2 separate regions of the Mus musculus genome follow, and region 2 is linked to region 1. The links are chromatin loops, found by intact Hi-C in ENCODE. Cell type or tissue: heart. All regions are shown on one strand.

The links. A loop is a pair of places that touch in the nucleus more often than their neighbours do. Peaks named below come from ENCODE experiments on the same cell type or tissue, not always from the same donor. Only the 100,000 strongest peaks of a DNase experiment are listed, where the experiment ranks them.
Region 2: a loop joins it to region 1, with 2.0 times the contacts of the local background. A loop is called at or near these places in 3 of 42 quality-filtered maps.

The regions. Positions count from the first base shown.
Region 1 is chr3:82,046,341-82,048,840 of GRCm38, forward strand. It overlaps Gucy1b1 (guanylate cyclase 1, soluble, beta 1), which reads right to left. Exons shown (of 14, transcript NM_017469.4): 5 at 173-370. Among named protein-coding and RNA genes, the nearest start is that of Gucy1b1, 27 kb to the right of the region's middle. In heart, a CTCF peak has its summit at 1,162; no DNase peak of the experiment used is centred here.
Region 2 is chr3:82,213,881-82,216,380 of GRCm38, forward strand. It overlaps Gm29921 (a long non-coding RNA gene), which reads right to left. Exons shown (of 9, transcript XR_867373.2): 2 at 2,300-2,454. Among named protein-coding and RNA genes, the nearest start is that of Gm29921, 22 kb to the right of the region's middle. In heart, no CTCF peak of the experiment used is centred here; no DNase peak of the experiment used is centred here.

The DNA of each region.
Region 1 (2,500 bases):
TGCAAGGGGGAAATCGCCCAGTATAATGCATTTCAAGGCCAAAAAGAGAAGACTTCTGGGGTTTTCGCCATTTTGGCTCACAGATACCGCTAATGTAGCCCACAAGCAGCAATCAGTGAGGTATCATTTCAAATGTTCCAATATTCGGAACATCTTAGCGGGTGAACACTACCTTCATGTCTATCTCAGTGCCGTGTATCTGTTGAGCAACAGTCTTGATAATCCCGATCACGATGTCCTGAAGCCCCTCTCTTTCCGAGTAGTAGTGCAGGATGAGCCCTTTGCCTTTCTCCGCATCGGTGCACCTGAAGGAAGGCGCGCGCATCCCTGGGTAAATGGTGGCGAGGTGGTCATGCAGGGCATCGAGGTTCTGTAGTGAAAACGGAAGCATAGTGACTAGGAATGTCTATGAGGTCATAGGCATGCAAACAGCAGAGAGAAGGTTCACATCTGGGTTTGCTGGGCAGATCACTAGTGTAAACGTTTACCTAGGGGGATCCTTCATGGCGCCCCTGAGATGGCTCTGAGGTAAGTACCACAGAGAGAATGAAAAGAGAGCAGAATAGTTGGGACGAATCTATGTGATTGTTAACGGCAAGTCTCAAGAGCATACTTAAGATGAAAAGCAGGCATCTAAGATTGTTGTTGTTGCACACTGTAGTATTCAGGAGAGAACATTGTGTAAATCAACCACATTCTTTTCTGCTCGCACTATAATACCCATCTGAATGGGTATTAGGCTTAGAAAATTAAACTTCCTAATTTTTGTAAGCTTGTCACTTAGAACATGCTTTCTCAGCACCTATTAGCTCCTAAAATTCAAAAGTGATTTATATTCAGATTGACCTAAGAAATAAGAAAGCTACACTTTTAATTCAATCCAGCATTTAGTTGATAATGTGTCCCATGCAGGAATGAAGAGATCCAGGAAATAGAGCCAGGCACAGAGAGTCCTGAAGGCTTACTCTGTTTCAATGAACTGAATAAATCCAGTGTCAGTCTGGGTGCTTCAGTCTATAATGACTTCTGTTTTCTTCCCTCTAATATCTCTATAAAAATCAAGTCAAGCTAGCGTTTGTTTTGTTTTGTTTTGTTTTGTTTTGTTTTGTTTTGTTTTGTTTTGTTTTATTTTGTTTTAAAACATGGCTTCTTCTGACTGCCTCTAGGGGCCGCTGCTGTAGCGTGAAACTTAAGAGGCAGTCTAGCATGCTCCATGCCATTCCTGGAACCCACCTGTCCCAGAATTTCATATTTCTTTCTATTGAGTTGAACCATACAACGGATTCTTTCTTTAACAAATTGTTTTTGTGGAAATCTTTCCCCGTGAAGAGAAGACCCGAAAGCTCCGCTGCAGGACCTTAGGACCCCTGCCGAACTTTTGATGTAACAATCTTGAAAGAGAAAAACCTCTTGAGAAGAAAATGTATTGCTAAGAGTTTTACTTTTATCTCCATTTTCCACAAAGTCAGAGCTGAGTTTGTGGCTGCATTAAAACCTCATTTCTTCCATATTACAGTCCAAGTACTGCGTTATACTCCTTGTATGAAAGAAAGCTATCTTAAATAGGTGGTTTAATACTTTTTCATTTTTCTAAACAAAATATTTAAATATTCCCTAGTCAATAGACCCACGCCATTTGCTTGCTATCAATTTTCATTTTGGTTCATTTTGTGCCCTCTGTACATTCCTACAAGCAGTCAAGACAATCCCTTGGCAGTGACAAAGGTACCATTTCTACCAGTGGCCACCCTGATGGTAAGGCAGTTCTGACACTGGACTTGGTCACCCAGGACAGGTGAAACATCAAAGGTAGCACCCTTCCTGCAAGGCCAGCCATCTGAATTTGTGCACAGGTGTGGGCACGATTAAGGTCTGAATAGTGGAAGTACAGCCTTGCTAAGATGCATTCCTGCAGGCAAGAGGGTCACTACAAAGGCTGAGCATGGTATGGTGTTCAAGCCTTTTTGTGGTAACCGAGTCTCCAGGGATTTGCTGTTGTATTGAATTTGCTACTAATTAAATGCACAAGCTGAGTGCTTTGTTGGAGCATGAGAGATTTACCACTTAATGTAATATTGATTTTCTTTAGATAGTATCCCACACAAAACTCACTCTCGGGATTTCTTCAGTTACCGCTTTCCTCACTCAGTTCTACTCTATCAAGTTTCAAGCGATTACCACGACCCGTCTCTTCTAAGAAATGGGATTGTGATTAAATTTAAATTATTTTCACCACACTTGTATTGCTAATAAATGCGCAGTCTTCACATTTAAACTACTCTAGTTACAATATCCTCTGGAAATCGCAAACAGGGACCCTTAGCATGGCCAAGAGAAAAGCTATTCACATTTGATAGCGCTAACTAAACACATTTGACTGTTCACTAACATAGCTATATTGATACATTCTGGGCAATAAACCTTTCATCACAAAACTAGAATTGTTTTATTTCTAAATATACCCATGGAGGTAAGTACAGGAAGAGAGCAGCTGCAGGGC
Region 2 (2,500 bases), 170 kb after region 1:
ATGTACACCTGCACACACGTGTGAACAGACGTGACGCACTTTTTCACTCAATAGTAGCAATAATCCTATGATGCGCTGAGAAAATTAGAGCCAACTTTCTAAAACCTTGCTGTGATATACCACTTCCTTGCATTTTTAATATGTTCCATGTCAAACTGGCAGTAAACATTAAAAATGGCTTCTCAATTCCATTATTTCACACTGAAATGTTCAAACGTGAGCAGAGGAGGAGAGTGAGAATGTAGGTAAATACTCAGAAGGAATGACTGAGAGAAAAATCTGATATTGCATTGGTTGTAAAGCTATAAATTGCTCATCATTTCCTAACCTTACATGATTATGCAAAAGATCAAGACCTTTCAAAATGTGATTCCAAACATTCTCTATGTTGAATATATTTAGTTCTTTATTGGTATGCATTTATTGATTGGTTAAGCAAAGAGTATAAATGGTAAACCATGAGGTTCTTATATCAGTTGGTACCAGCATCTACAAACAGGTACACCAGGCATATGAATTATGGGAATGTGGGCATGGCTACAGGGATTGGATGTGCTTGAACTTGGCTTGCTTTCTATCTTAAACTGCTTATGGAGGACTGTTTTCTTCCTTGAGTTTTGTTTTGAATTTCTTTATTCATCTGTTATCAAAGAAGCAGAAGCATTTTCTGTCCAGCACTACATCTGATCAATCCTCTATGGAGCAGTTTATCCTTGGTCACAGCCTAACAGCAGAGGACAGAGACTACCACATAGGCCCACCTTCGTGTTTTATTAACTTTTAATTCAGTAAACATTCTTCTCTCATATGTGAGACTTAGAAAGTTCAAATATTCTTGAGAAGATAAAAATGTCTTGCAAGTACAACCAGCTGGACTCTTTCATGGCTCGAAATGTGTTTTTTATTACAAACGAGTTTGGCGTTTGGGGGCAACAATTCATAAGGATGTGAACTCTGATTACCTAATATTCCAGTAAGGACAAATTAAATAATGCAAGAAGCATAACTGGGTGCTGTGAATGCTGGAACCCACGGCAGAATACATTTCTCATAGATTTCTCAGGGTGTGTCTAAATAATGTGTATGTCTGGGATCCCTCAGTCTGAGATGTGGCTGATCAGCAGACAGACCACCCCGCCCCCTTTTTGTGGCTAGGACTTTATGAAAAGATAAGGGGAAACATTTTGTTTTCTTGCAGCAACATTTATTCACATAAAGGGACAGAAGATTCTGCCCCTGAGATTTCTGATAAATTCCTGGCTATTTCTTAAAATAAGCTAGCTTGAACCTCTTCAAGCCTCAAAGGAGAATTAAGGCTCCTGGATACATTATAGTATTTGCCTCCTTCAGCCACTGTGAAACTGTCACTGTCAGTCTGCAGCCATCTCTATGATGACATACAGATTGCATCATCCCTCTGCTTCAAACCCTGCAAGTCCCCCTTTTGATTTGTTTGCTTGCTTGCTACCTTTTGAAAGATTTACTTATTTTATTGTATGCAGATGAACTTTCATCTGCATGCAGGTATGAGTGCCACCTATGTGCTTAGTGCCCACAGAGACCAGAAGAGGGCATCATATCTTCTAGCATTAGACTTACAGTTGCTTGGAATCACTATGTCAGTAATGGGGAGCAAGCCAGGTCCTCTGCGGAACAGCAAGTGATCTTAACTGGGCCATCTTTGTCAAGTCACACTCATATCTTTCAAAATATAATCATATCATCAGTGTCTCCCTCCAGTCCATCAGTGCTATAGCATCTGTTACCCGATAATATACGTGTGGGGCCTTGCTAGCCTTTCCTGCACTGGGGTGATCTTCAAGGTATTTGCTTCCCTCATTTCTTCCAATGCACTTAGATTCGTCCCCCACATCCTGAGTAGTCTACCATGACTGTCCTCTCTCCTCTCCAATATAAGAAGCAACTGTCCACCCCATTCTACTCTCATATCCTCTGACTTTTCTTGCCTTTCTCCTATTCATAACTTGTGCACCTTTATGTAACACAGTGTTTAATTTACACATACATCATACTGACTTTATGTGCATCTGCATTGAACTAGTATAAAAGCATGAGACACAAACATTATTCATTGAGGTGTCCTGTGCACATGGGACACAGGATAATTCAAGTAATAGTCAAATAAATAATTGTCCAATATCGAAGACGTAAAACAAAGACATTGAAATTAATTTTCAGATCATTTAGTTTGGTGTTTCCAAAAATTATTTTTAGAAATTAAGACCTCAAGTATCTCGAGGAAATGAATACACTGGGAAAGAAAGGACAAATTACTCACAAGGCTTTGAATGTATTCTCGCTGCTATTCAGAGGAGTAGTCACGAAATGGGTTCTTCTGTGAACTTTTCTTTGTAATCAAAGCCTGCCTGGAACACAGCTGTAGCTCTTTGCATGCTCTACCAACCATTTGTGCTTCCATTTATCTTGGAAATCCTGTCACAAACAAAACAAGGTGTTTACCTCACCTTTCAGGTGCTTG